Linked DNA regions of Mus musculus: region 1 is linked to region 2. A link is a loop called in an ENCODE intact Hi-C map of the cell type or tissue named here. Cell type or tissue: left cerebral cortex. All regions are shown on one strand. Links, peaks and the distances in the headings refer to the core of each region. The heading gives the core; the rest is flanking DNA.

Region 1 (15,897 bases), core at 3,691-11,690, 81 kb before region 2:
TTCTATGGCACAGGTAAAATGACTTTAGGGAAAGACCAGAGCATAGCACTAACAGCTTGCTCAGTAACCATGGGGTGATTTGGATGTGGTTCTACCAAGAAGGAAGGCAGTCAGTGTGTCTGTGCACAAGTGCCAGGTCTGGGAGGCAAGAAAAGGGGGCACAGAGAGAGAGGAGCAGGTGGGTACATGGAGAGGGGGAATCAGGCAGGTACACACACACACACACACACAGAGAGAGAGAGAGAGAGAGAGAGAGAGAGAGAGAGAGAGAGAGAGAGGGAGAGGGAGAGGGAGAGGGAGAGGGAGAGAGAGAGAGAGAGAGAGAGAGAGAGAGAGAGAGAGAGAGAGAGAGAGAGAGAGGCGTGGGCAGGTACACAGAGAGGCAGAGCTCAGAGCCTGCCGAGCCTCTGATCCTGCCCAAATGATAACTTGCTGAGGGAAATGACCTCGCAGCCTCCAGACTTTTCATCTAATTGCAAACCAGGCAACCTTAGCCACAGCAAGATCTGCAGATAGCCAACACTGTCATCGCCTTCCCCAGCCTCGCTGGCACCTGCCCTGCTCCATACCCTAGCGCAAAGGTACACGTGTGCCTTCAGAAGGACACCCAGCTATCCACTGCACCCGGTGCCTAGAACCTCATGAGTATCGGAGCTGCTGGGAACCCAGCAGAGAACATGGGTCTTAACTCAGACCCCAGGGGGCAGCAACTTAACCGAGGAGCATTGCTTGAGGTCACAAAGCCACTATGACACCCTCCTGCAAGGCTCTAGGGAAGAGTCACCAGTGCTCCTGTGGGTCCCAAGTGTGGGGACCACCGAGGAGAGTTTCAGAGAAGTCCAGGGACGCAGTCTGGCATTCATTCATGCTGGAGGCATAGATTGATCTGCGTCGTTGTGCCACGCTGTTTCTCCCACCTACAAAGATGAGTGTGGATCCCAGGAACCAGGGCAGGTGCTGAGAAGCAGAGCCTGAGTTCTGAAAGCTGGCTGACCCTTGGGTCAAGAGCCATCTTCAACAGGCAGGAGGCCTCCTCCACCTCTGCATGTTCTTTGAGATCCCCTTTTCTCCATTAGACAAGATATATATCTGTATGCAGATATTACAAAATATGGAAGGAACAAAGGAATAAAGAGAGTGGTCCTCACTATTGATCTCAAGGTGATGTGAGAAATCTGTCTAGACCAGGTGCATGCTTGTGGCTTGGTAAAATGTAGACATTTTACCTCTGTGGAATATACTTCTGCAATATCATTTTCATGGCTGCATATTGTAGTGAATTTATTGATAGCGATTCACTTGATACATTTCCTGTTATAAGATATCTAATTTATTCCCAAATTTGATGTCGTGCAAGGAGCATCTGAAGCTAAGTAAGTACACTGCAGGGCTGGGGATGTGGCCCCATTGATAGAGCGCTTGCCTAACATGTAAAAGGGTACTAGGATTGACCTTCAGCACTGCATAAACTGGACATGTTAGCATGCCTGTAATCTTAGCCCTGATGGGAAATGAAAGCAGGAGAATCAGGAGTTCAGTTACAAAGGAAGCTCAGGGCCAGGCTTGACATGCATGCACATATATACATATACACATATGTACATATATAAACATATGTTTCTATATGCATACGGTGTGTGTGCACATGCATGCACTCCAAGCTCCTTTTCAAGAGCCCAGACTGTACAATAGCCAGTAAAAGAGGACAATGTCTATCCCCTCCTCTAGTGTCACAGTCACAGGTCTGGGTCAGAGTATCGGTGAGGTTCTAGTGGAAAGATGTCTTTATTTTGGAGGTATCATTAACCTTCCAAAGTATTTCAGCAAAGAGCTCTTGAATTTAGTCCCTTATGAGCAACTCCTAGCATTATTTCAGTTAGAACAGCCTTTGATTGACAAGTCCACCTCTGTCACATATCACATATTCAGTGTTTCTGGAAAAGAGAAATGATGCAGACATCCTAGTTTGGGCTGAGTGGAAGCCTAGAACCCTTCCAGCTCTGGCACCCACTGAGTTATGGCTAACAAGAGCCTCACTTTTGTTCCTAGAAAGTTCTCCTTGCTCCTTTGATCAGTGGGACCAAGCACAGCAGCACAACTTCAGGAAGACTGGGAACTCTGTTTAATTATGCCGGCGCCAAACGTTCTTTTGTGTCCTTGAAGGTGACCTATGTGAGCAGGCCATATCGGAGCCTGGAAGCCCTGTGAATCAAGAGGAGGAAGGAGTTTAAATTTCTGCATGTCAGCTGGAGAGAGAATAACAAGAAGGGTGTGTACTCAGAGGGAACCAGTGAACTGCCCCCAAGTTCTAATACAGGGTCTTGTGGAGTTCAGCCCAGCTCAGGCTGGTCCCAAACACTGCTAAACTGCAGGCCTCTGATTTAACCACTAGGTGAGGCCAATAGTCCCCATCCCTGCCAACAGGGCCTGCTGCTTGAGCTAATGCCATTTCTTGGGGTTTATGGGTTCCATTGCTCTCTGTTGGAAGTCCTTGGCCATCTGACACACCACCACTGCTCTCACAAAATGGGGAAGGATACAGGTAAAAGCAGAACTAGCTAGGAGGAAGGTGGTTGTGTGTCCAGGAGCTCCAGCCCCTAGCAGATTCTCAGAATACAGAATAGAGGCAAACCAACCTCACAGGCTCTAGAAGTGATGGCTGAGCCGGTCTGGCCCAGGCCTCAAAAGAAATGACAGCACTGGCTCCATGTTCTAGGATGAGCACGGTAGTGAACCACCCAGATCCCCTCAACGTCAAGGTGCTGGCCATGGGTGACCGAGATGTCCTCTAGAGTCGGGGCTTTGAACACTTAGTTCCCAGAGGAGTGGCTGTTTGGGAGTTGAGACCTTCCTGGGGGAAATATGTCAGTGGGAGGTTTTAACCTCCTCACGCCCTTTGGTGTTTGCTCTCTGTTTCCTGCTTATGGTTGGAGATATGAGCTTTTGGCTGCTGCTCAGACCACTGAGATGTCTGATGCCTGATGTCTCACTGCCCCACCTCGCTTCTCCAACTCTGATGTGATGGACTCTGATCCCTCTGGAATGGCAATCCAAAATAAACCTTTCCTTTGATAAGTCACCTTGCTCCTGGTGCTTATTACAGGAATAGAAATGTAACGGATACAATTCACAGTTTCCCTGCTCTGGGAAGTGCCTCAGAAGAAGGGCATACCCTCTGCCAAGGGGACTTGCTGATACAGAGTCCTCTCCAAGCCAGAACTGATGAGGTGACACAAGATCCAGACCACTTACCTCAATTGAGAACAGTGCTGAAGGCCACCTATCTTTAGAGAACACCCCAGCCCAGCTTCTCATTTAGCCCAGCCCTACCCAAGAACTCATCTGGTGCCCCTACTTTCCCTCCCCCCAGCACCTGTGGTAAATTCTTTCAGGGAGTCTGCTTCCTGGAGACCCCATCTAAGATGCCAGACTGTGGTTTTCTTGAATGTCATTCCTTGATTCTCTAGCTTGCTAAGCATTTGAGCCATTCTAGACATCAGTCCTTATATGGTCTGGAAGGGCACCTTTAACATATTTTTCAGTGAGAGGAAAATCCCTAGAGAAGTTAAGATTTCAAAAATCTGTCCAAAGTAATAGAGGTACATACGCTCAGACCTGGATTCCAGAGAGCCTGTCAAACCCAATTCCTTTATGTTCCTTCTAGTCTACCCCACTCTCCAAGGTTATGGCATGTTTCTCCCCTCTTCAGAATTCCACCCAGGTTCTCTGCTGAGGGTGGAAAAACTTAGAAACTTGATTCTCAAGTTCATATCCTAATTGCATGTACAACTGAGACCCTTGGGTGAGAACTGGGATTAGATAAGACTGAGAAAGCCAGGCTCCCATCATAGCCTTATTGTCTAACTGTGATTTCCTCCACCATGCTATGATGCAGCAAGGAAACCCTCTGCAGATACTAAGCAGAGACTAGTAGACTGTTGTAAGTTCCATTGCCTAGAACTATGAGCCAAATAAGCATCTATTCTTTATAAGTTACTCAGTTCCAGGTACTTGGTGGTAGCAACTGAAAACACACTAAGACCATCTACTTATGACTCTCCCTCTCCCTCTCCCTCTCCCTCTCCCTCTCCCTCTCCCTCTCCCTCTCCCTCTCCCTCTCCCTCTCCCTCTCCCTCTCCCTCTCCCTCTCCCTCTCCCTCTCCCTCTCCTTCTTTTTCTCCCTCTCTGTCTCTTCCTCCTCTTCTTCCCTCCAACCTCTCTTTCATGAATGGAGATCCTATAGACCATGTCACATGTGATGCTGGGTCAGCTCTCTGCCCCACCTGACACAAAACATATACACAGGAGATACTTAGATTTTGAGCTGTTTTACTCTTCACACACATGAGATCTCTATCTTCTTAGGCCTTCTGGACTACACAGTTTATGAAAATATGTTTGTTCTGGGATGTGTGGGACATATGTAGTGTTCTGCAGCCATATTATCAATGCAGTATATAAGAATGAGCAAATGCCCTGGATTCCATTGTGAGGTTTTAAAGACTTTTCTAGAAACAACAAGAACCTTTAATTTGGTTTTTAATGGTCACTGTTTTTTTTTTTTAACATGTAAACAAAATTCAGAACCATTAACATTTAGAACCAGAGAAAGGCCCAAAGGAATCATGAAATGTGCGCATGAACAACCTATCTCCTACCTTTGGCATAAAACTGTCAGGTTACAGTTTACCTGTCTGAGTTGTCAGTCTTCAGCTGGTTTCTTATGATTTATGCTTTCCTCTGTATAAAATCATAATTATATTGCTATTTTGCAAGGGAGAAGAACACCAGTTTATTGAGTATGTTACAACAGGCACCAGGATGGACAATAAGAGAAGCATGGCCTATAGCCAGTGCCACCATCTGCATCGTGGACAGAGCCTTTGTGTGTTTAGCCATTAAGCTAAGCATTATTGAGACATAATTCGATTCTCCCAAGAACATCCTAAAATAAATGCCATCACTAGTCCTGTTTCAGGAATAAGGAAATAGGCTGTGCAAATTTCCCCAAGTGAAAACACTGGGAGTGGAAACCCAACGCCACAGCCAGGCCTACAACTGCACATCTTCCCAGATGAGACAGAAGCCTGGAAGTCCCTAAGTAGCAGCCTGGGTGCTCAGCCATCCCAGTAGTCAGATAAGACGAAGGAAGAGCAGACAAATAATGAACATCACTGGTAATCCTCCATTCCTAATTCTCTTCTGTCTCCTGTGGGAGAATTATCTTTAGTGTCCTCATGTTTCTGTGTCTTACAAGCAGGGGTCCCCAACTGTCTTTGTTTCAGACTCTTCACTGTTTGTGCTGCAGTTAGCCTTAGAAGAACCAAAGTGCTTTATTTAGGCTCCACAAGTAAGTTTCTCCACTGACTGGTGTGATGGTACAATTGGAGAAAGGTGCCAATCTCAGGGCAAAGGTCAGGTGATCCTGTAGCCCATGATAAAAACTAGAGGCTCCTGAGGTACCCACTTTTCTTTCTCCCCTCATCTCCACAGGTCGATTCAGCCCACATTCTACTACCCTGGAGGAATTATGGCTGGGAGAGCCTGTGCCAACCTGGATACCCTGGTCACTGTTTTGCTCTAAGTAATAAACTATCTTTTCTTCTCATGTCTTCTCCCAGCATCTTCAAAACTGTAACAGACCAACTTGTTAATGCGTGAGTAGGATAAAATCTCAGACTCCCCACGGTTCTTGGAAATTTCCCCACTCAGAGGCAGCATTTGTCTTTTAGACAGGAAGTCCTCCCAAAGTAATCCACAGGACAGTATTGCATGTGACAGTGAGAGCCGTGAACTCATCCCCTCCAGACCTCCCTCTACCACTAGATACTCAGAAGGAACACAAGAGAAGGAAGGAAAGGACGCTTCCTGAGATATAGAAACATAAGAAATGTGGTAAGGGTGGTGACGTAATGAGGAAAGTAGTGATGGGGTGATGTGTGTCAAGGGATGGTGACATGTCATGGGAAATGTGGAGCCTGCACACTGACTTGGCATCCACGATGCACTTGGCATCCATGATGCACCAGTGGGGTCTCTAGCTACTTGTGCTCCCTTTGGAAACTGTTCATCAGTGTTAAGCTGCACAAGACCCGCACAAGGATAAGCCAGGTAAGAGTCCAGCATGGGTGGGGCGGGGCATCAGAGGAGGAGCTTTTGTCAATTGATGGCTGCTGAGAAAGGAAGAGTCACTGCCCTGTGTAGATAAATATAGCCATGACAGGATGCTCACACCCTGGGGATGGCCCGGGGATGGCCCACATCCATGTGCTTATGGTCAGTATAACTGAACTCAGAGGGTGATGAGTAATAATTCAAAGGAAATTGAAAGGAAGATGGGGTGGAGTCACTAAGGGGAGCTGGAGGGAGATAGTGGTAACTGGATATGATTTCTATAAATGTGTGACACTTTCAAAGAATAAAATGTGCTATTTCTTAAAAGTCTTTTATCACTTTCCAATGTGGTCTGCTCTACCCACAATGCCTGCATTACAGCATGTAGACCCCTAGGCCCCCGACTTTGCTATACTTTCTCACTTCCACTTATCAACTCTCCTTTTTGTGAGCTTTGCGAGATGTGTTATATTTATTGCTTTTGTCTGCTTGCTCCATCTGGAACAGAGCCCTGGAAGGGATCTGTGTGCTTTGATCACTGGTGTGTCCTACAAGGACAAAGAATGCCTGGTCCTGGCAGGTCCTCAGTACACAGAAGTTCAATAAATGGATGAAGGGATTTGACTTTGTGCTTATGGGAGATACTTACAAATTTAGACCTCATAGCCATTCAAATGAGAGCTTTAGTGACTTTCAGTGGCTTGAGTCATTTCTGAAGTACTGGGGGCTCCATAGATGTGAGAACATTAATCTTCCTCTATGATTACCTGACATAGCCATAATTTTCCTTTGTCAACTGTTTCAGCTTAATTTTATTCCTTAATCACTCACTCGTTCATTTAATCAATTAAGAGTTTTCAAGGTCTCCTAAGCCTAGACACTCAGAGCTTTGGGAAGGGTTCTAGAAGATGCCGGGACCATGTACCAAGAAAGGGCAAAGAAGTTCAAAGAAGCTCTAAATTTCTGACAGAAGAGAGGGGGTTGGGGGAGGAAGACCAATACTCTCTGGGTGGCTTTGGTTCTTCAGCAGGTAAAAAGTCCACAGAGTCTGAAAGCCTCTGTGTCTGCAGGGTCGAGGTCCTCGGACACCCAAAGCCTGTGTCCTTAGGTTTCTTTCTGTTGCTGTAATAAATATCATGACCAAAGCAACTTGAGAGGAAAGGGGTTATTTTATTTGCCTTACATGTCCTGATCACAGTCTCTCAGTGAAGGAAACTGAGGCAGGAACCTGGAGGGAAGCAGGAACCTGGAGGGAGGCAGGAACCTGGAGGGAGGCAGGAACCTGGAGGGAGGCAGGAACCTGAAGGCAGGAGCTGTTGCAGAGGCCGTGGGGAGTGCTGCTTCCTGGCTTGCTCTCCATGGCTCACTCAACCTTCTTTCCCCAAACAACCTGCCCAGGGATGACTCCACTCACACATTAGTTCCTTACAGATTTGCCATGGACCAATCTGATGGATGCAATTCTTCATTTGGGTTCTCTATTCCCAGGTCATTCCAGTTTGTGTCAACTTAATAAAAGCTAACCAGCCCAGCCTGGAAGAAAGAGATCTCCACCACCTCCATCCCTGATCCCAGAGTGGACCCAGAATTTTTTCTCTTTCTTTTCCAACCTCCTTCTTTACACATATCCCTTGAATACACAGATTCATTCTCTCTCTCCCTCTCTCCCTCTTCTTCTCCCTCTCTCTCTTTTCCTTTCCCGCCCCCCATCTCTCTCAAAATAAATCACTGCTTCATTTACATACTAAATTTGCACATTTATATCAGAGCAGAGGAGGTGGGAAGACATAGTTCTGGGTGCACAGGAGAATATTCAATCCAACAGTAAAGTGTGAATAGGAGTCCTGTGTACAGGGCACTGAGCTGACTATTGGAAAACAAAGATAGCTCAAGACATGGCCTACGCACTGCAGGGGAGGAGAGCTTATAACTAAGCAACATGGCAGTGTTTGAGCCTGTATACCTTCAAGAGCATGCTTCTCTCAGGGTATCCCAGAGAGTATACAGGAAGGTGTTTGGAGGGAAGAATTTTTTGAAGTTTTCCAAGCAAGGAAGTTTTGGGGAGGGTCCAAAGAGGTGAAAAGGGGGCAGTCTACGTATTAGTTGCCTTTCTAATTGCTATGACAAAATAGCTGTCAGAAATAACTGCAGGAAGGAGGGGTTAATTTGGGTCATGGTTTGAGATCACAGTCACTTACTTTCTCTCCTCTATTTTGGTCCAGGACCCCAGGCTGTGGAAAGATACCGTCCACACATAAGATAGGTCTTCCCAACTCAGGCAAAGCAGCCTAGAAAGTCGCTTAAGATACTCTCAGAAGTTTGTCTTTTAGGTGATTCTAGATTTGTCAAATTGGCAATCAGGATTAACTACCACTGTCATATGTCAGGATTAACTACCACTGTCATATGTGGTCTGGAGGGATGTTGGCTTACTGGGTGTAGAAGATGCTCATCTGACGGAGTGTGAGCACATGATCTTTGGGGAGGAAGGGAAGGGCATAGGCTCCCTGGAAAGCAGTTGAGTTAACCTGGAGCTCACTTACTGCGTCATCCTTGAAAACTAGCCCAGCATGTAATGGTACTTAGTAAATATTGACCTAACAAGTAAATGTGGATTCAAATGAGAGACAAGCTTGTCACACAGGAAAGCTACACAGAGCATGTGGCCACTCTGCTAAACTCAACCTCCTAGGGACAAAGGTGGGTCTCACCCTCTGCAGGGTACCAGTGTCTAGCACCAACCTGGGCCCTGATGACTCTTTTTACACTGTCTAGCTACAGTTACATAAACTAGGGTAGGCTCTAGGGGACATCTACAGCAAAGAGTGACATTATTGGAAAAGACAAGGAGGAAGCCAAGCTCTTGGATCGGCTGAGACCCTGAGAGAGAGAGGAAAATGTGCTGGTCTTGGACAAGTTAGAATGAGAGTTGGACAAGGTTAAGGACCTGTGACAGCTTCTCTATAAGCAGGGTACATGATAGCCTTCGTCCATACCTCTAATTTCCTCCTTCAATCCTAAATAAAGCAAAGAGTCCCTACCCAGTCATGTAGGTTAGAAATTAACACAAGAGAGCCCACATTCTAGCAAGCAGGTTCTGTTGCATTCAACTGATCACGGGGCTCTGGAAAACACATCATCAGCCTTGAGCAAGAGAGGAGTGATCACTTAGGGGAAGCGGGAAATCTCTACGCCCTCATGAAGGTTAGATGCTGGCAGCTGTAGATGGTATTCCCTAGCCCTTAGTTGGAAATAGGCTAATGCTGTCCCCAAATTTTCTTCCCTGAGAAAGGGGAGCAACAGAAAAACTCAGGCTACCCTAACCCTGCCTGGGCATTAACCTGTGACCCCCTCACGGGGATGGGTAAAAGTTTGATGCAGGTACATGCTCTGCCTTATAGAGTTGACGTCTTCTCCACCAGATTCAGCACCATCAAGTGGGGCTGTGGTAGACACACTGACTGAAGAAGCTAGTCCAAAGGCAGGATGTGTAATGGTAGGAGGCTGGCAGAACCAGACCTCAAAGGCATGGCATCTTTTAAGGGCTGAGTTGTTATTTGTGGTACCCTGCTAGGTTGGATTCAGAAATCTGAGCAGAGTACCTCTCATGGAATGGGCCAGCAAATCATGTTTCCAATGCTTAGAAAGCATTATGGTGGGAAAGAGGATCCCCATGAGTCCCCAAAATCAGGTTGAGTTTGGGTCATATGCTAAGGACATTGTGGTAGTTCCCCATGAGAAGCCACTTGTGATCATTCATCATGTGTGCTGCTGGAATGTATGGTAATCAGAATCTGGGTCCTGATGAGGAACATCTGGGACTGGGAGTAGTAGTCAGTCAGTGGCCTTCCTTGGTGTCCATCTAGAAGCAAGGTAAAAGCCAAAGGCTGGCCAGGATGAGGAGGATCTGAAGACCAGGATAGGTGCAGGGCTTTCAGGGTGGGTGTTGTACAGCACTAACTTGTGAGCAAAGCAAACTCCAAACTCCACCTTCACTAGATTCATTGCATCTGTTTGTAAAAGTCTATCATAGTCTGGTTTGTTGGCTGTTGACATTCCTTTGTAAGAAGAAAGAGTGGGGAGGGCCATTGGGCCCTTACCTGAGATTCTAGCTGCTCTTCCTAGACATTAGCATGCAATTTTCCCCTAATTGCATGTGGCATCAGGGTCTTGGGAGGTGACAATGTATAGACTGGGGTGGGGGGGATAGTTAATTAAAAGAGGACTCTATCTATATGACTATAGGAGAGCTGTCGTCCACCCTAGAGAACAAAAACCTTGGGGCCACCCATACTTCTATAGGCACCCTTTTGCCCATGCTCTGTAAGGAAGCCCTGAAATCTTAGTGATTCTCCATGTTAAGCTTTGGTGGGATCATACCTTAGTCTGTCCGGATCTTATAAGAAGAGAATAGTCATTATCTATGCCTCCATGAGGGAAGGGGTTCTTTCAGTGGTAGGGAAAACTATCAGTCAGTCAAGAGCCCTAACTTGACACTTCCGTTCCCTATCTCGTGACTTTACTTCTCACAGGGCATGCAGAGGGCCGTGGACCGAGCCCCACCCCCACTGTTAGGGTGGGCGCTCCACTGGGTATTTCAGTAGGAACTCGTGTCTCCCCTCTGCTCGTTCCCTCTCACTCTCTCAACTGGACACATATAATTTATGGTCTGTGATATACTGCCCTTCAGAATTGATTTTTGTACTCAACTGTTGTAGAACATTTTTGATGGACTAATGCCTCTGGGTGAGATATTTTTTTGTTATTGATGTATGGGGGTGGGCTTTTGTCCCCACATTGCAAACCCCCTGGCCAGGGGTCACTCCCTGGTCCCCTGTAGCAAGAGCACTCAGCCAAGGGCAAGGCAGCCTTTTGAACTAAAGAAAATATTAATTTAAGGCATTGTTTCCACACAAAATTACAGGAGCTTTCAGAAGCCCTAGTTAGTTTGATTCAGGGCTGAGCAGCACACTGAGTCTTAGGGCTGAGATCGGCCTGGCACAGAAGGTTGGCTTGCAGGGAGCTAACAGAAAGAATTTGGTCAAGGACTCTAGAGCTTCTACTCCCCTACAGTCATTTCCAGTTGATTTGCCTGAGAAATCTCGTGGAAACAGGAAAGCAAAAATACCCTTTGTCTTATCTTTGCTATCAGGACCAGAGAGACAGTTATCAGGTCCATAATTCCTGGAGTTGCAATTGGGCCGTATGGTCTGCCACACTCGAATGCGTTTATGTAGCTCATGGAAGTGATGAATATTGACACTTCCTGAAAAAATAGGAATCCCGTTGTCATCTTATGTGTGACATTCCAACATAGCTCCCATTTATCAAGTGCCTCAAAAGGCATAGACTCGGTTTTACAGATTGACAAGTGGTGGCCAAGCCAACAAAGCCATTCAACTAGGAAGGAGGTTTACAAAATGAGAGCCTAGAAATTTCTGACCACAAAGCTCACAACTGTCCTGTTGTAGTAGACTGCACAGGCCTAGGTCACTGAGATTAGGACAGCCTCCATATACCTCCCCAGTCATGTTCATGTGATAAAAGTCAGCCACGTTCCCATTCTCTTTGGTCCCTCTGGCTAGTACTAGATAGGATTTGGTCATTGGAATGCCATCCCAAAGGTTGCCTCTCTCTGATGGCTGGTAGCTTCCTATGGAATCAGTGAGTAAAACACACATATTCGTGAGGCACGGGGCTCCACACATATACATGTGTTTATGTGTGAAGCCTAGTATATATGTGTATATTTGTGAGTATGCTGCCTGATGTATGCATGTGTGCGCACATACACATGCAGATGCAAATGTGGGGACCAGAAGCTGATATTAATATCTTATTTTATTTCTTCCCACCTTATTTCTTGAAACAGAGTCCCCCAATGAAACTAAAGCATACCAATGCCACAAGGCTGTTCTGACTGCCCAGCAAGCACCAGGGTTCTGTGCCTGGCTTTGTGCATGGGAACTGAGGGTCTGAACTTGACTCTTTATGGTGATGTGGCAATCACTTTATTAATTGAGCCTTCTCTCTAGCCCCCAAACCATCTTAATGGTCTGTGATAATATTTCCTTTTTCATTTATATTCTTCTTAAAATTAGGAAGAAAAAATTAATATATGAATCAATGAACCATGAATGTGAAAGAAATCTAGCCAGCATTATGGATATGTGTGTATATACACATACATATATATGTGCTCGTGCGCTTGTGTGCACACACACACATATGTAAGAAAGGTCTATGAAGGTAAAAAAAAAGTGCCTGGGTCCTTCACAGTTCCTACTTAAGCATATTGGTGATGTAGGCTTTTCAGACATTTCTGAAATGCTCTGCCACCCCTACTACCTTGACCCTAACCAATCACACCAAGAGGAGAGGTTGACCTTGAGAGCACCACCAGAGACAGGTCCTCCAAAGGGTCCCAAAGGGTTCCACCTCCAACAGAAGGGGCATTATGGTCAGCTCATAACCATCTCCAAGTAATAGCCTCTCAGAGCTCTCCCATTCCAACTCTTCATCTATAACTGGTGATGCAGAGGCCCCATAGGGAAAACAGCCCAGCCGTGTGGAGGTATCCATTTATCCGTCATCCCTAGAGTACCTTTTCCTTTTATATCCCTGCCTGCAGATTAGCCCCATGTGCCATGAATCCTTTGGTCACTGATGCCTGGGCTCACCTGCAGATTCCCTGGCAGACAGCACACAACAAAGCCAGTCCCTGCCTTTCATCCCCTGCCTGCCTTCGGTTCCCTGCCAGGAGGAGCTCTGAGCCCAAATGCCCTTGAGTCTGCATGGGGAACACAGGCTTCAGTGACATAATCAGAGACAAGGCACTTTCTCCACAGGTGCCATTTATTTTCAAGCATCTGCTCGATCCCCACAGAGGGATGAAAACCACAGTGTCAACTGCCTTCTACTCAGCCCCATCGGAGGCCCGTGGGGTCTTAACATCAAAGCATTCTACATATTTATCATTCCTCCCTCCACATTAAGCAAAGACATCTGACAGCCACACAAAAGCCCCATAGTCTCCACTTGGACTCTAAAAAGGCATCAGCAAGTTCAAACCCAAGTTGAAAATTCCCTCGAATAGGTATATTTTCTTTCCTGGGAAACTGGGGGCGGATTATCACTTAGCGTCCTCTCCAGAATCAATTTGCGTCCACTTAGCAGTCACTTCTGTTATAAAATAAAGGCGTTTATGGTTTGCCATGCAGGATTTAGTAAGTGACACCCAGGGAGCTCTGATGAGAACATTTCTGAAGCGGAGGGTGGGATAATAGACAACACGCTTGTCTTTGGTCTTATTCAGTGCCCCCTGAAGAGCGATCATGTTTATGCTTTGAAATATAACAGGAACACGTTAAAGTGTGTAGACTCAAGAATGATCCAACAAAGGGAAATATTCAACCCTGGCCATGCTTAGCATCCTTAAGCTCTCTCTGAAAAGAAGGCAGCAAGGCAGAACTTTAGGGGGAAGGCATGCATTTGTTCCTGGATAAAGATCTGAACCAGAGACCCACTGTTGTCCTGAGCGAGTGCATTCTTTCTCCCCTTTCAAATGTCATCTTGGTTACCTGTGTCTGCTTAGCCACATGCATCAGCTTTGCCTCCAGTGAAAGGCAAAATCCCCTGAGTCCTATGGAGGGAGGGTTGATTCTGCTTTTGTTCGCCAGTGCTGGGGAACTCCAGTGGATGGAATCCAGCAAATGGAACCCCTACCAAAGAGCTCACCAACTTCAGCATCCAAACACTGTGCTTTAGTGCTGTGGTCCTTTCTCTGCTCATGATGATGACCAAGTCTTCCAGGTGATGGATACAGCTAAGAGTTTTACACAAGGCACCTGAATTCTTCAAGAAACTTGACTTTAAATACTTCCTGGCCAAGAGCACAACCACAGTGGCTAGGGATGGTGTTGATGGCCAAGTCCAAGTGCAGTCTCTTCCCTTTACAGAGTGGAAGCAGAGGTGGGGACAGAGAATGACCAGTCTGTTTTAGTTCAGCTGACTCTATACCCAGCCTTGTTTTGTAGCCAACCTCTAGAGAGCACTCACCTTGGGTAGGCACCTTATCACTATCTCTCTGAGACAAGGTGCTTTGTGTGCTAGGCCCTAGAAGAAGGCTTTCCTCAAAGTCTTAGCTTAAGGTGGTTGCAGAATAAGACTAAAGGCCGTTTGTTTGTATCTTTGGTGGGAGTCAATTCACTGGGCTCTGCTCCTCAAAGATGTCCAGCAGATGTTTGGCCCTGAATGAGTCAGGCTATGAAAGCATGAAGAGATCACATGGGAGTGTTAAGTTGTCACCTGCACATGCATGCATGCATGTGGTGAGTGCTAACAAGGCACTTGTGAGAAGTAGGGCAGGTCATCTGTGTTCAACCTCAGATGACCAACCAGAGAAGACTAGTACATAACAGAGAGGGATACTGAGGGCTAGACAGGAGTCAGAAATGAGCATGTTCACCTGGGGTAACCCAGAGAAGAAACTGAAAAATTCTGCACAGGTCTTCAGAGAAGGCTGAAGGACAATGGGTGGGGTGGTATGGCTGAAGATGAAGGGTCAGAAGCTCAGAAGTAGGATGAAGAAAAGGCATCCCAGAAACGGCAAGGGCAAAGGGCCCGAGGTGATGGTGAATCAACCTGCCTGAAGAATAAGCAAAGAAGGTATAATAAGAGTCACAAAAGCTCAAACGTGTAATAATAGAGAAGTCCCCAAACTGCAGTGTCACAGCTAGAGACATTTTAACCCTTAGTCTTGGGTCACTCGGGTGAATCAAACTTCCCTCTTTCATCTAAAGCATGCAATGACCTGCAGGGTTTCTGGGGAGGGAGGCAGCTGTGAGGACACACCATCTCTAAACTGCTTCAGCCTGGAAGCATACTTTCTCTAGAAGCTCATTAGCCAAAGCTTCTGATACAACCCCACTCAAGCTGCAAGGGATGCTTGGAAATATAGGGAGAATCAGCACAGCTCTCTCTCTCTCTCTCTCTCTCTCTCTCTCTCTCTCTCTCTCTCTCTCTGTGTGTGTGTGTGTGTGTGTGTGTGGTGTGTACATGTGTGCATGTGTATCCATGTGTGTGGGGGAGAGGTACATGTGGATACATGTTTGTGTGAAAGAGCTGCAGATGCATATGGAGACCAGAGGACAACCTTAGTTGTCAGCTATAAGTATCACCCACTTATTTTTTGAAGTAGAGTCTCTCATCGGCTTGGAGGCTCACCGGATAGGCTAGACTGGCTGGTCAATGAGTACTAGGGACCCTCCTACCCACTTCCCCAGCACTAGGGTTTTAAGGCATAACACACACTAACCTGTTTTATGTGATCTCTAATGCTCAAACTGGGTCCTCATAATTACTGGGTCCTCATAATTACAAAGCAAGTGTTCCTCTGGGCCTCAGAGAAGAAATACCTGACCAAGGTCACCTGGTACATGACACCAGGCCAAGCTGCCCTTTTTACTCTATAACTCCCTAGAGATTCCCAAGTGCACTGATTAGCTGGTGAAAGGACATCACTCGACCCTGCACACACAGTAAAGAAAGAGAAGGCATTTCCCACCTAGAACAAACCCAAACACAGCAGGCAAGCCTGCCCTGTCTTTCCCCAAAGGCAATGGAGCTCGGGCTTGTTTCAGTTTCCTGGCATGTGCTGGCCTCACCTCTTCCCACGGGGAAACCCAGGCCCTGCAGTCTAGCTGTTCATTGTCAAACCCAAGCTCTGCCACGAAAGCAGGGTAGCCTTGGGTAAGACCCTGAACTTCTCTGAACCTCAGCTCT
Region 2 (15,897 bases), core at 4,436-12,435:
CGTGTGAGACAGGCCTTTATGAATAAACTAAATACGGCCAGTATTAAAGGCAATGGTGCAAATGATTGACTAGCCTGCTGCTCCCACCCTCCCAGTGGCCTTACGCCAAGATGAGGGCTGGATAACGACATCTCTGCATGTTAAAAAAAAAAAGAAAAGAAAAGAAAGAAAAGCAAGCTCAAGCTTTTCTCTCAGCAGCTGCTATTGGGAGCACACAATCTAAGTCACCTCCCAGAGTCTCTAGGTCTCTAGGTGGATGGGCCCAGGCTATGAACAAGTGGGGACCTCATTCTTCATTTGGCAATTAGATTTCCTCTTACTATGGAAACACATAGGGCATCATGGGCCTTTTCTTTGCCATCGAGGTCAGTGATGTATCTGTTTGTGTGAGAGTATGACCATGAGATAAGGAGAGATACCAGACTGGCATTCAAGATGCATCAGGTGACTTGGGGTGGGGGGTCTATGCACTCTCAAAGCAATGCAAGACAGGGATCCAGGATGCTCTGCTCATTCTATTCATTTGCAATGGCTACCACATGGTTCTTGGTCAACCGTCCACAGAGAAAACCCTGAGGACCATCCAAACCAGTAGTAGGAAGTCACAAAGGAAAACTGGGCATCACACTTAGCATTGTTCTGGTCACTCCCTACCTAAGAGAAACTGGCCCTCTTTAGATGCCTGATCTGGGGTTGGACCCACCAAGACTAGCAAAGTTGCCTGCTCAATAATCCAGTTCTACACGTGGAACAGAGCCTGGCTCCTGGGGCTGGACCAGTCTAACCTGACCCAAAGGCAGGACCTCCCCAGATGTACAAGGTCAGCCTTGTAGTCCCCCCACTTCCTGTTCTAGGGAAGAGGGGAGTCGGAGCCAGAAGTTCTCAGAGGCAATCCATCTCTGTTATGTTTCTCATTGAAACAAAATACTTGAACAAAAGCAACTTATGGATGGAAAGGTTTCTTTCAGCTTACAGTGTGAGGGTACAGTCTATCATGACAGAGACGACACCGTAGCAGGAGCTTGAGGCAGCTGGTCACATCTCATCTGCAGTCAGGAAGTGGAGAGAGATGAATGGCACTGTCAACTCGCCTTCTCCTTCTCACGCAGTCCAGGACTCTAGCCAATGGGATTCTGATGTCCCAAAGCTGATGCAGAGGCCATGAAGGATGTTGCTCACTGACTTGCCCCCATGCTTGCTCAGCCTGCTTTCTTATAACACCCAGGAGGACTACCTGCCCAGGGGTGGCACTGTGCACATCAACAATTAATTAAAAAAACGCCCTACGGACTCACCTTTGGGCAATCTAATGAAGGCATTTTCCCAATTGAGATTTCTACTTCTCAGATGACTTTAGCTTATATGGACTAATATAAAAACAAAATAAAATGATCAGGATACTGATCAACAGATTTCTATGTCTTTAGCTATCACTCCTACCCTCTCAAGTCGAAAGGCTATTTTGCTCCTCTGAACACAAGGCACATTAAAAGAACAAGAAAGAGGACTGGAAAGTGCTTGCCTGGGGCATGTGGGAATTCAGTCACTACTGGCTGTTGCTGTCATTTTTCTTTAGTTCCTCTCCTCAACATGTACTCATCTCAAGATTGGAAACCATGAGCCGACAGTGTGTGACTTAGTGCTCTACTATGTCATACAATGCTTCAGTCTGCAGATTCTGGTGCCTCCTGTACCACGGCACACCCTGGGCACAAGGTGAGCATTCAGGAATTGCTAGATGGGTCTGGGAATCAATAGCTGTAGTTGACTTCTCTTGCAAGCTTGCACACGATATGTGTTTGATGTTATAACCCCAATAAAGGCCAAGGATGGCAGTAGCCCAGTGGCAGAACTCAGCAGCTCAGCCCATCAGCATGGTAACATAATCTTCATCTGCCGGTCTCATAGGGTGGTGATAAAGGGCCCCATACTGCTGCCTGTGGAGATGTCTCCTAATGCAGCCCCTCTTTGACTCTGTAAGCTCCCCAAAGTTTCTTACGATCTCTCTTTTTGCGTTCAACTCCCACCTGATCAAGGTTCTTCTCAGTGGCCTTTGGTTTGCTTTCCCCTTTGGCCTGCGAAGCAAGAGAAGACAGATGATTGGCCTAATGATCCCATGTATGTTCTTCAGAACCTATGAACACGCAGGGGCTCAAAATGTCAGTGCTTGTAATCCGGAAACTGGACTATACGGAAGGGTACTGGCCTATTGAAAAGTCTTTTATTTTAATAAAAGACAAGGCTATGGTTCTTCTGTTCATTTTAACTATGGAGGTGTGCGCATGAGTTTGGTGCCCATGACGACCAGAAGAGAGCATCAGATTCGATGGAGCTGGAGTTACCCACAGTTGTTAGCTGTTGACATGGGTGCTGGGAACTGAACTTGGGCCTCTGGAAGAGCAGTATCTGCCTTAGCTGCTGAGCTGTATCTTCTGGTTAAGATTATTTTCAAGATAACACTTTACCCTTGGCAATTTGAGGAATACATGCAATAAAAATAGGATTATTAAAGAAAGCCTTCTAGAAATATGGATTGTGATTTATAATTTTACAAAGCAGACAGGAAGCTGATATGATGGTGTGTATATTTTTAGCATGCCACTGGCGCTGTCTTGAGCTAGCTTGATCTACCTGAAACTACCCATGACTACCAGTTCTGAAAAATGAAAGCAGCAGTTCATGAACTACCTGTATGAACAGCTTAGGAGCGGTAAGTCCTAGCTGCTAAGCATGATCCTCAAAGGGAGTGAGTTACAAAGTTCATTTAGATCTCCATGAAACGATATTCTTATTTCTAATATTTAAATGACTCAACACTATTTATCTTTGGTGTCCACAACCATAAATTCAACCAAACTGGTAAGGAAATATTCAGAAAAAGTTTCATCTGCTCTGACTCTGAGCAGCAATATGGTGTGATGACTGTTTACACAGCTTCACACTGCATTAGTGTTAGCTAGACCAATCTAGAGAGGAGTTTAGACGTATGTGAAGTGAGTATAGTTATACGGAAATCCTATGCTACTGAATTTTTTAATATTTTCTTGATTTTTACATTTTGTGTATAAATGTTTGCCTGCATATATATATATGTGTGTGTGTGTGTGTGTGTGTGTGTGTGTGTGTGTGTGTGTGTGTATGCACCATGTGTATGCAGGGTCCATAGAGGTCAGAAGAGGGTATTGGACTCCCTAGAAAGAGAATTACAGGCATTGAGGGAACTGGACCGAGTGTTTGTAACTGCTGAGCCATCTCTCCAGCCGCTACGATGCTATTTTATATCAGGGTTGTGGGGAAGGGTGGGAGTAGGCCTGGATTTCTCTAAAACAACTAGATCTACTTTTCTTTCTCTTCCTTTCCTTTCAAGACAGGGTCTGATGTAGTCCAGGCTAGTGTTGAGCTGCATATGTAGCCGACAATGGCCTTGAATTTCTGATCCTCCTGTCTCCCTGTCCTGACTTCTGGATTGACAGACATACATCAGTAATGTGTAGGAGACATACAGTGCTGGGTGTGGAATGCAGGATTTTGTGCATGCAACATAGGCATTCAACCAGCTTAGCTATGAGCTCAGTAGATCTCCTTCTCTGTTCACTTTACAAGAATATCTTTCCTTTGGGGTGCACTTTAAGATTTTCATGATTTTAAGGGCTTTTTAGACTTTTGTCTGTCCTGTCACCATAGCTCCAGACCCCACGGGCTCTGACACATGTGAGCATGGGCTTCAAAGTAGGTAGACAAGTGAAATTTTGAAAACTCCAAAACATAGAACAATTCAAAAGAGTTGATCTTCATCCATCCACTACATTTTAATGAATAAGAAGACAAAGGAAAAACGGGGTGAGTTTCTAAAATTAGATTTGTAAAAATCAAGCTGGTATTGATCCAAAACCACCAAACTCAGAATGAGAAGGGAAAGGCTGAATAATTTTTAAAATATGCCATTTAGCAAGTGTGTGCCAAACATTGTTCTAAGTACTGTGTGTAAGTACATGTATGCACACACACACACACAGAGAGAGAGAGAGAGAGAGAGAGAGAGAGAGAGAGAGAGAGAGAGAGAGAGAGAGAGAGGGAGAGAGAGCTCTATCCCATAGCTGAGCTTCCTCATCAGCCCCACAGAGTAACTCACTCAGCCCTCCTAGCAAAGCTACCTTTTATCTGGGTGTTCTTATCCTCATTCAGGTGATGAAGAAGAAACCATCACACAAGGAAACTTAGTCCTCAATCAAAGTCAAACAAGTAAACAGGGGAGCTGGCTTTTAAAGCCTAGAGTCCTCTGCAAGGCCTGGGCCCTGGCCTCTGTACCCCATGCTGCTCTGGATCAGAACTGCCTGATGAGAGAGAGGTCTTCCTGGAGCCTGAGCAGATGCTCAGTCTGTACTCAAGGGATATCACAGAGGCGATTCAGGCATTCCCCTTGAAGGGGAAGATTTGAATGAATTGACTTTTATGGTCTCTTTCAACCCAGAGATCCAGGATGCTAAGAAGGATGGTGTCTGATTTCTCTGACATATTGTATCTAAATTCACTTTTTCCTTCAGTGCATCCAATATGCTTGGGTTTACATGAGTGAGTTCATATAACTGGCTAATACATTCAGGAGGGGAAAAAAATAAAAAAGGAAATTGATTCTCCCAGACGAATACCTACAGATACCCAAATGGACCAGATAGCTGCTAAGTTCCAAATGAACCAAGACCTCAGAGGTCAAGCCAGGACACCCCAAGAGGTCATAAACCCAAGCAGCGGGGTCACGTCTGGTGACTCACAATACATGCCAGAGACCCTTCGAGGGGCTTCGGAGACCAACTTTCCTGAACGGAACGAATTTTCCCAGGCCACATATTGCATCCAGGTGCTCATGGAGATGTTCCTCCAGGTTCCTCGGCCCAACCATAAAACTTTGCAAGCTGCGTTTGCGTTAAACCGTTCCTGATATGCTCCGTAAGTGTACTTTCGACACATTGTTAACATAAGGCCAGATCTGTAATACAGCACGGACAATTAAGTGCACAATTTTTGTATAAATGCAAAATCCCTCACTGTGAATTATTTAATTAATGCTCTCCAGTTCATTTAATAGAGCTCTTTCAGAGGCCATTTCACTCACAGAAAACTAATTTCATTCTCCGGGTTGATTTAATTAGATCCTATGATATATGGTATTGCTAATCCAGCAGCTCCGGACGCAGTCTGGGCCCGTTGCTCCTATTGTCGGCAATCTGTCAGCCCCATTTTTAACAGTATTGAAAAATTCAAGCTTTATTATTGCTCGCTCACTCTTTCTCTCCCATCAGGAGGAAAGTAATGAGCTTTTCTTCTTACGAGAGCCGGCAGAGAGCGCGGTACCCTCAGTGCTTCAGGCATGAGGCAGTATTAACAGGGCTGATTCATGAGTTAAGTTTCCAACTGCTCATGGCTATTAGCACTGAGTCCTTCGGCTGTCATTTAGTTAAAAAGACTCTTCGGTTAATTCACTCTTTTAATGAGACTGTGCTATTCAACTAATGTATTTTACTGTATGAAAGGTCACACCAGGAACCAAAACAGATTGGAGGGAATGTAGCAAGAAGCCTGGCTGTCAAGAAACAATTCAAGCCTCCAAGGCATTTAGCAGCCCCTGCGTCTGTAATAAGCTACGGAGCTGATGGGCCGGCATTCACCTCCAGAGTTGAGCGCCATAAATCAAGGCTAAAGAGAAGGCAGATTAATCAGAAGCTCAGACAAAAAGAGCACGTGTTTCATTACCCATATAATCACTAACATGATTGCCAGACAAGCTAAGGAACTGGATGCAGGACTGGAAAAATATAGTTCAAGAGAGCGCTGGAACTCAGCTCTGTTTAGCTGCAAGCACCGAGTCTTTTCAGTAAGACCCTTTGCTGCTATTTTCTGAGTAGGAGCTGGGGGAGAGGGGAGGAGGTGATCATCCAAGGGTAGAGGTCTGAGTTGGTTTGCAGGCTAGAGGAGCCGAGTCAGGCATGCTCAGTGGTGATAGGCAGGCAGATTGTACAGCCTCCACATAGAACTCTGATGCTGGCTAGCAAGAGGGTCCAACCCAGGCTCCAGGCTCCAGGCTCCAGGCTCCAGGCTCCAGGCTCCAGGCTCCAGGCTCCAGGCTCCAGGCTCATTCTCTTCCTCCTCCTCCTCCTTTTCTTCCTCCTCCTCTTCCTCCTCCTCTTCTTCCTCCTCCTCCTTCTTTTCCTCCTCCTCCTTCTTTCTCCTCCTCCTCTTCCTCTTCCTCCTTCTCTTCCTCCTCCTCTTTTTCCTCCTCCTTCTCTTCCTCCTCCTTCTCCTCCTCTTCCTCTTTTTCCTCCTCCTCTTCCTCTTTTTCCTCCTCCTCCTTCCTCTCCTCCAGGCACTTGGAGGAAGACAGCGGGAGCAGATTCATGGCTGTCATTCTGCCTTCCTCTCACATGCATTCATGTGTATACATGTGTGTACACATATACACATGTGGATACATGCATGCACACAAGCACAAATGTTTGTGGTACTGTATGTAAAGGAGTCTCCTCAGAGTCTTGATTTCTCATATCAACTGCTTACTAGCCTGTGTTAGCAACGAGACTATAGAATGTTGTTTTGTCCCATGTTGTAAAAGCCTATTTCCCTTGAAGGCCTCCAGAAGGCCCTTCTTTTGGGGAACCCTGTCTTCTGGGCACAGTATTTTTTGAAGATCATATCTTCCATGGTCATCTGAGAGCCCTGTCCTTTAGGGACCCTAACCCTATTTCAGGGACTTTATCTTCTGGAGGCTCCACCTTCTAGGGGTCTATCATCGGAGGGCCTCCTACCTCCTGGGAGTCTTTACCATCATCAGTTGGTATCCAGCAAGATGTTCTGGTTTCCACAGTGGGACTACTCATGGGCTGCCCTCACGTGGCACCAATAGTCTCCCTCCTCCCCAGATCCTTCTAGGTGCTCCCTCCTCCTTGCTTCCACCAGAAAGTTAAGGCACTCACAGCTGAGCACTAAGTAAGAATACTTTAAGAGCTCTAGTTTCTTTAACTGAACACATCATGGCAGGTTGAAATTCCTCCAGCCCTCCCAAACAGGGAAACCGTATGCTTAATTACCAAACATCTGTTGCCGAGAACACCCCCTCGCTTTTGCAGCTCCAATCTCGCGGTATGAATTTTAAAATCTGTCAGCAAGGGATCACAAAAGCTCTGGGAGCAAAGAGCTGTTCACGTTAACCTCTGAACCAGATAATCTAACAGTAATCCATTCAGAACTAATCAAACATTTACAGAACCGCACCGGCACCCGGCAAACAATTCGTCATCTTCATACGCTCATTACACCGCCAACATCTCAATCTACGTATGCAAATGAAGCGAGGGAGCTGACATCCGGACCATGTACAGAAATTATAAACAAATATTCATCCATTATACTGCTGGAATTTAACAGCTGAAGGACTAACAGTAGCTGAACTTCAAGCCCTGAGTATCAATTATTTATGAACCTAAAACTGACAGGACTATGTAGGTGAATTAGCTGCGTATGTCAAGCTTTGTTATAAATTCCAACCTACTGTAAAACTCATTTTCATAGCATGTATGCACTAGGCTGACAATATATCAACAGCGAGGCATTAATAATTTAGAGGAATAAGACCATACGGGAACACCTTGGAAACTGCTCTGCTCCGTAGTTGATATTACAAATAAAAAAGTCAAATAAAATGAATTTCCCATAAACAGAGAATCAAATAAAGCATTTTCTCCATAATTTTATTTTCAATTTTCAGAAACATATACTGGTTGGTACGTCCACGTTTAGGTAAGTTAAACAATGCCCTGCACTGTCTTAATTTCCTCCTTTTTCTTTTCCTTTCTAAGCAAATGGCAGGAAAGGCTTTTGACCTGATGATAAACGGAAGGTTTCCCCCTCTCCTGTATTTTTATGACAGCAGAGGAGAGAGATGGAAGAGGAGCCCACGCATGCCGAATGCTGTTTGCTGAGCCGAAACTGCTTGCTGTGGTTCGTCAGTGGAGCTGTATAATAAAACGCCGCATTATGTGATAATAAAAGCAGCTAATTGAGACAGTGTTTCTCAAGTTAGGGTGCCCAATCAGTCTGTTCTGGGATGCAGAAACTCAGCCAGTCCCACAGCTGGCTTGCTTTGCAGCACCCAGACGTTCTCCCTTGGGCACCTAAAGGAATCCATGCCAACAGAAGAGCAGGGCAGAAAGGCTGGGTGTAGGGAGGAGAGCTGCCCGCATCCACCTCTGCCACCTCTGCCACCTCAGCCGGATCCTCTCCAAGCTCAGTTCTCCCCCATCCCCGCCTCTCACCACACTCTCCCCAGTCCTCTTGCTCGCCCGTTGTCAGCCTTAACCCTGGCGATCATTTTTGAGGCAAGTGATGCTCATCTGCTGCGGGACTCTTTGTCACTGCTAATGACTTCGCCCTGCCCATCTTCTCCCTGCTTGGGATATTTATGGCTCTCTGGTCACATTTGTCTTCTGGAGCCAGTGAGAAGACATCTGGTCGGGAGAGCTGGGATTCACCTTGTGTTCTGGGTGCTGATCTCATGCCAGGTCCCTCTGTGAATGAAAAGATTCAGCCATGTTGGGACACTTGCTTCATCCCTGTCTTTCATTCTTCATTCATAGAATGGCCCGATTCTGGCCCTTTTCCGCATTATTTTTTCATCTCTGCTGTTAGGGGCTGTCCTTATCTTCCCAAGGTAGGGTACCCTACAAGATCCAAGATCCCTGGATGAGTGAACCACTGTAGCTCAATTCAGCAAATCTCCATCTAACAACAGGTCTTCACAGGTTATCTATTCTAGTCCCCTGCCTTACTCTCACGCAGAGATCCAACAAATTACAAAGAGCAGCCCGAGGCCCATAGCGCCTCATCCTTCTCACTTGCATGGGGCTGAATAAAAATTAAATGTCTACTAACTTGCAAGCCATGTCCTAAAATCTTGCAGCAGGAGCTGGGGAGATGGCTCAGTGAGTAAAGCCCTTGCCCAAGTGTTGTGTCGTTTTTCAGTCTCGCGTTGGTTCGCCAATTGTTGTGTCTGGCCAGCAGACCACAACCTGGGTTTTAGCCTGGAAAGGCATTTTGGAAACCTGGAAGAGAAGAGGGGCTAGGTGGCGAGAGAAAAGAATGTAGCCAAGACAGTTACTCTGATCAAGGCTCAAATTTTATTGTTGCGACACTAGTTATGAAGGAAGGGGGAGGGGACCCGATTCCCGCCGAATAATCTCTGGTCCAGTAGAAAGGTGCACGTGTGTGGCTCCGCAGGTTCCAGCAGTGGGCGTGGCAGAACGAATGAGCAGGAAGCTCCACCCCTGAGCAAGCAGGTTTCAGGCTGGGGGAGGGGAGACTACACCCAAGTGTGAGCATATAAGATCCTGAATCTGAATGCCTAGCACCCACCTAAAAAGCTATGCCTGCCTCTAACCCCAGCAATGGTGAGCACACAGCAGACACGAGGAGCTTGCCAGCCAGCTAGCCTAGCAGAAAACTGAGTCTTCCCCTCAGTGAGAGAAGAAGACAACCAACACCACTCTCTGGCATCTACATGATGCACAAAACCCCCACATTCATGTACAAGCCTCACACACAAGGAAAGGAGGCAGGGGTAAGGTAGAGAGCGATTGAGGAAGACCCCTCACCACCTCGGCTCTCCCTGCACAAACACACAATCTGGAAGAAGGTTAGCTCTCAATCAGAGTGTATGGAGAAGCTGGACGTAGGCCACCACTACAGAGGTTTCTGTGAGGGACACATGGCATCCTGAGAAGTCTAGAGAACTTAGAATTTCCCATGAAGTCCCCATCTACCCCATGCTTGCTGATGCTGGTATGTTTTCTGAAGCCTTTCAGGGCATCCTTGAGCTTTCTGAGTTCTTTCAAATGGCCTCTAGTAGAGGGGAGCTGGCAAGATTTCACTTCTCTCCTCTCTTTCTCCTTCTTTTTTTTAATGCTGTGTGAAATTACACTCTGTAAAATACCTGCTTAGACAACCTGCTTTCGGCCATGGAGATTCTCATTTGCGAATGTGCCTTACTCTGCCTGGGAAGACAGCAGTCTATTCTTTCTGTTCAAGGCTGATGCCAGTGACTCAGGGACTGCTCTGTTTCCTACCTGGACCCAGCAGGAAACAAACACAGTCTGCTGCCCAGGCCACTGCTTTAACCCATGCATAAACACACTCGATGTATTGTGTCCCTAATAAAGAAGTCTCCTGTTCCCTTTACAAATCAATTTCCTGTGGCCAGTGTGGCAGAAAGAATAGCAGGTGAGGTGGGTCTGGAGTTGGAGCATCCTGCTCCCTGAAAAAAAAAATTATCCTGAGACATTAACGGATTGAGATGTGTAGAAAATGCTTGCTGTTATTCAAAAAAAAAAAAAAAACCTGGGAAAGTAGCCCTGACAATTCCAGTTTTATGAAATGCTAATATATATATATATATATATATATATATTTTACTTCAGTGGGGGATATCATTTGGATCTGTTTGAAAAGAGGAAGAATTAAGAGAGCTGACACCTCTGAGAGAAATAAGGCCACGCAGGTGACAGGAATGTAACGAAGGCTCTGTGCAGAACGCGCAGAAGGAGTCTGGCCCCGTGTGTATACAGCTGCAGAAAGGAACCAGCCTCCAGATTCCGGGAACAATGGCATCCCATCTCTCAGGACCAGGGATGCTTAGTTCAATCTGCACTTTGGGGAGGTTAAATAGCTATCAGTGCTTTTTTCCTAAGACCATTTCTCTCTTTTCTATTTGCGATTCCCAGTGGACAGTTTCTCTCTCCTGCCCATGCTTTGTGCGGCAGAAAGGAAGGAAAGTTACTTACCTCTTCCCCGGCAGAGCTAAGAGCAGCAGAGGACTTCCGGGCACTCTGCTCAGCGAAAAAGGACAATAGATATTTAGGTCTTGAAAGTTATCAGTTCAGTTACCAAATAATTTCTTAAGCAACCTCTGAGTGGGTTGTTAAGAGGTGAGTTTGAGAGAGGCCAACAGAGACTCCCTCCTGGCATGTTGGAATTTAAACACTTATCAGTGGGGGTGCAGTACTGTTTGTATGTGAGCTCTGCACAGGAGGTTGTCAGGTCAAGTTGGCATGTCCTCGGTGAATAGCATTGGACTTGTCTTGGGGGTACTAAACAACATAAAAAGATGTGTGCACAGCAGCTATTCAGGAGAGACAAGAGGCAAAAATAACCCAAATGATCACTCAGAGCGAGGTTTAGAAAATGTGGTAGACTCATGTAAGGGGCTATCTTGTACCCAATAAAAATAACACAGTCTTGACACAGGTGGGTAAATCTTGAAAACACTGTGTTGAGCCAAAGAAGCCAGACACAATGGCTGGATGTTGTATAATTTCACTTTTGTCATATCAAAGATTGGCAAATCTATAGAGATTTCAACCAGATTGTAGCGGGGTGGAGGTACCAGATTCTTTGGGAAAGGAAAAAAAAATGGAAAGTTCTGGTTTGATGGATGTGATGATTCATCTTCATTGTCAACTTGACTGGATTTAGGGTCACCATGGAAACACACCTCTGGGGGATATCTTTGAGGAAGTCTCCAGAAGGGTTTACCTGAAAGCTGAAACCCCACCCTGAATGTGATGGGTACCATCCCATGGGCACATTAGGTCCTACATTCATCTCTGTGCATCTTGAATACAATTCACTGTGACTGGCTGCGTCAAGTCCCTGTTACTAAAACCTCCCCAGTGGTGAACTTTATTCCCACTTCCTTTCCTAAGCTGCTTTGGTTTCAGCAAAAGGAAATATATAATTAATACAACGGATATGGTATTGTATTTAGAGGTGAGGAAAATGTTTTAGACCTAGGAAGAGAGGTGGCTGTGGGTCGTTACAGAGGAACTGATACGCCCCTGGAGTTTTCAGACTCACTTTATGTTGTTTGAATTTCATTTCAAAACCTGTGTGAATTACCGTTGATTGTGGTTAATTAAACAGAAGAGGGGATTGGTTTTATGGCTGAGTCTTCCTGGAAACCACTCAAAGGCCACACTTTCCAGATGTAAAATTGTACTAGGGTAGGTTAAGAACCATCACACTGGCAAGATGGCTAGGGGGTTAAGAGACTTTTCTTTCGCCCAGCAGCCTCTGCCGATGGCACTGTTGAACCACGACTTCCTATGTGCCTTTGCTGGTGTAGAACTTTTTTTAAAAAGTTAACTGTGTTTTACTACAATAAACAATTTAAGCTAGAAGTCACTCTCTAGAATTTTAAATTTTTTTCTTTTGCATCACTGCAAAGAGAGGCCCATTGGACTTGCAAACTTTATATGCCCCAGTACAGGGGAACGCCAGGGCCAAAAAGGGGTAGGGGTGGGTAGGGGATTGGGTGGGAGGGTATGGGGGACCTTTGGGATAGCATTGAAAATGTAAACGAGGAAAATACCTAATTAAAAAAAAAACATGTATGTGTCTATGTGTAGGTATGTGCCTGTGAGTGCAGGTATACATGATGACCAGAAGAGAAACTGAATCCCCAGGGGCTGGAGTTATAGGCATGTGTGAGCTACTTGACGTGGCATCTGGGAACTAAAGTCTAGGTGCTTTGCAAGAGCAGCGCATGCTCTCACTCACTCAGCCATCTCTCCAGTCCCTTCTCTGATTTTTGAGCGTACCATGTACGACTGTTAACTGTTTGCACAGAGCTGCGTGACTGATTTTGTCCTTCCTCATCTCCATGACGGAACCTTCAGGCCCACCAATTAGGAATTTCCCATGCCTTACAGACTCCAGGATCTGGTCACCACCATTCCGCCATATAGTTAAGTGATTCCTGTTGTTAGAATGAGAAACCCCTAGCAGATTAATAAAGCGTACTTCTGGCTGCTTCTGTGAGATGCTTCCTGAGTTGATTATCTGAGGGATAAAGGCCCACCCTAAATGTGCTTTTCTCCAAGCTCTTCTCTGGGGACCTAAGAGAATAAAAAGAAAAGAGAAAGCCGGTTAATTCAGGCATACCCTCCCAAACCATGTGTAAAATAAATTATCCTTTCCTGACTGTTTTTAGATGCTTGTCCCAGGGTAAGGAAGCTAAGAGGTTTCCTAAGCTCTGGATCCCCTCCTACAGTGTGTTACTTCTATTACTGCCTTCCTTGGCTTAGAGGAGTAGCCAAGAGTCATTTTTTTTTTGTCATGTTTTACAAAGCTTTGTTCTTCTTCAAGGCTGAATAGTACTCCTTTAGGTTATATGCTACATGATCTTTATCCATACATAGTTGTGGACATCTGTGTTGTTTCTACATCTGGCTGCAGTCAGCATTGGGGTATTAATGTATCTTCAAGACCCTACTTTCAGTTGCTTTTATAAAGTGGATTGCTGGATCGTATGACAATTCTATTTTTACCTTTTTAAAGAATCTCCATACTGCTTTATTTTGCTTTCCCACCAGCAATTCACAGGGGCCCTACTCTCCCCACTGCCTTGCCAATCCTGGTATCTTATGTTGGCTTAGCTCTTTAAATGTCAAGGAACAGATGCTATCAGGTAGCCTTAAGAGACATAGACAAAGACGTGCCTGGCTGTGGACAATCATGGCACAACATGCAAGCACACATACCCCCTGGAACAAAAAGTCACTTGGGACATCTCAGGTTTGGCTTGGTCACTCAGAGCTGACCCCACCTATCTTGACTCTCAGTTTCTGTCATCCCAGCATCCCTGATACTCCTCTCCTGTGCCCTTCTCCTCCTGAAAAACCTCATCTTGCCAAGGTCTCTTCCTGCTCCCTGCAGCTCCCTCCATTGCTCTAGCTCACTGCCTCCTCTCTGTCTCTGATTCTGTTCTTTAGAATAAACCATGACCAGTATCCTTCACACATCTTGAGTTCTAACTCCTGTCCAAGTCAGAACTCAGCCCCTTGTCCTTCAGGGGTCACACAGAGAATGTTCTAGTCATAAGATGGGATCAGGTATTTACATGTCACTTAATGTAAAGCACAACTCCTAGCTCATAGCAGGCAGATCTGACCACCTGTCATATAGACACCTGTGCTTGAGGTCTGTTGCCCCTCAAAAAAGTTGCCACAGTAAAAGGCAATTGCAACAATGACCATAAAATGTCACAGACTTGGAAATGTAAAAAGAAGAAAGGTTTGTTTCTTACTATTCTGGAGACTAAGTACCTGGTCTAGAAACCAGCATCTTTTTGCTGTATCATGTAATCAGACAAGTAGGATACAAGGGGGCATGCTCATAAGAGCATGCCAAAAGAGTCAAAACAAGCTAACTCTTGTGATATTAAAGCCTTTCTCACAGGAACAAGCTTCATGCACTTGTGAGGGTAAGGACCCACCTCTCTCCACCATTAGAAATCAAGTTGCCAGCATGTGACTTTGGGAATATGCATTCAAACTACAATAAGTTAACAGCAAAGAGCCTTGATTTCTTCAACTGTAAAATAGCACTGCTAGCCTGGACTAATAGAAGCTGTGGGTCCCTCCTCTTTTCCTTCTCCTTCCTGAGGCTGAGTTTATCTGGGACTCAGTGTCTCCTGGCTGATAACTCTTGATCTAGGGACAAAGATTCCCTGGCTTGTTAGAGTGCAGGTGCCCTTGATTTCCCAATGTCTGAGAAAACTGGGTATTTGGCAGTATATTCACAAGCCTGGACCAAAGCCCTGGGGTGCCCATCCTCCTCCGTGTGTGGCTCCTGCTGAGCCCTGTGCTCCTTAGGGTGCCTTTTTGTGTCTACGGAAAGCCATTAAAATTATTTGATACTAGAGGGAGCTCCCGCCTTCCCCACCACCATGATTTACCTCATTGTCCCCACTATCACTTGCAAGCCATCAAATTTACGAACCATTTAAGGTCCAGCTAATAGCCCAGACAGGGTGTGTAATACTGGATGCTTTATAAAAACTCATTCTCTCTAGCTTCCTGACACAGCTCATCATAGAGGAAGGCGGGTTACCATCCTGATTTGGAACGACAGATCCTTTAGCCCAGCCATACAGGGAGGAAACTGATGGCCAACAGTGTCTGGAGGGCGCCCTGAACAATCATCCCTCCTCCATCAAGGGATGGTGTGGGGCGTTACAATGGGGAGTAGAGAGGCTGGAGGAGGTGGAGAGGCCGGAGGATGTGAAGAAGCTGGAGAAGCTGGAGAGGCAGAGAGGGTGGAGAGGCTGAAGAGAGTAGAGAGGCTGGAGAGGGTGGAGAGGCTGGAGAGTGGGAGAGGCTGGAGAGTATGGAGAAGCTGGAGAGTATAGAAAGGCTGGAGAGTATGGAGATTCTGGAGGAGGTGGAGAGTGCAGAGAGGCTGGAGAAGGCTGGAGAGGGTAAAGATAACAGAAATCCTGGGATGGAGAGGGTGGAGAGGGCGAGAGGCTGGGAGGCTGAGAGGCTGAGATGGGATACAGAGCAAGTTAATGTCATCAGCTCTATCTTTTGCCAGAACTGGGGCATGCCACCCATCTCATGAGGGACAGGGAGCATTGGCCTTGTTAGGGAAGTTGTTGAGGAGTTGCTCTCTCCCCCCTCACCTTGCACACATACACACAGCCCAGTAGATTGGAGTTGAGGACTCACATCAGGAAATTGGGGGTGGGGGAGAGAAAAGGGAGAGGGGAGAGGAGGGTGAAGATTTATTATTGCAGTGCTGAGGATCAAATGTGGGACCAGGCACATACTAGGCAAGCATCCTACCACTGAGCTGTGCCCTCAGATCTGATTGGTTTTGTTGTTTTGCTTTGTTTTCATTTTTTGAGACAGGGTCTCACTGTGCAGGCCCTATAGAAAATGCAATTCACTATATAAGTCAGGTTGATCTTTAATTTGCATCCATTCCTACCTCTTGAGTGTTGAGATCACATGTATGAACAACACTGTTCATATATAGTGTAAAAACTCACTTAGACACTGAATTTAAAATCAG

Evidence for each region. Peaks named below come from ENCODE experiments on the same cell type or tissue, not always from the same donor. Only the 100,000 strongest peaks of a DNase experiment are listed, where the experiment ranks them.
Region 1: it touches region 2 in a loop (3-fold over the local background); 2 of 42 quality-filtered maps call a loop at or near these places.

What each region holds. Positions count from the first base shown.
Region 1 is chr7:131,847,857-131,863,753 of GRCm38, reverse strand. No RefSeq gene overlaps it. Among named protein-coding and RNA genes, the nearest start is that of Gm34645, 28 kb to the right of the region's middle. In left cerebral cortex, for the core only: no CTCF peak of the experiment used is centred there; DNase peaks (open chromatin) are centred at 5,690, 6,334, 6,593 and 7,909; H3K27ac peaks cover 2,120 bases.
Region 2 is chr7:131,767,729-131,783,625 of GRCm38, reverse strand. No RefSeq gene overlaps it. Among named protein-coding and RNA genes, the nearest start is that of Gm34645, 52 kb to the left of the region's middle. In left cerebral cortex, for the core only: no CTCF peak of the experiment used is centred there; DNase peaks (open chromatin) are centred at 7,067, 7,489 and 8,125; H3K27ac peaks cover 186 bases.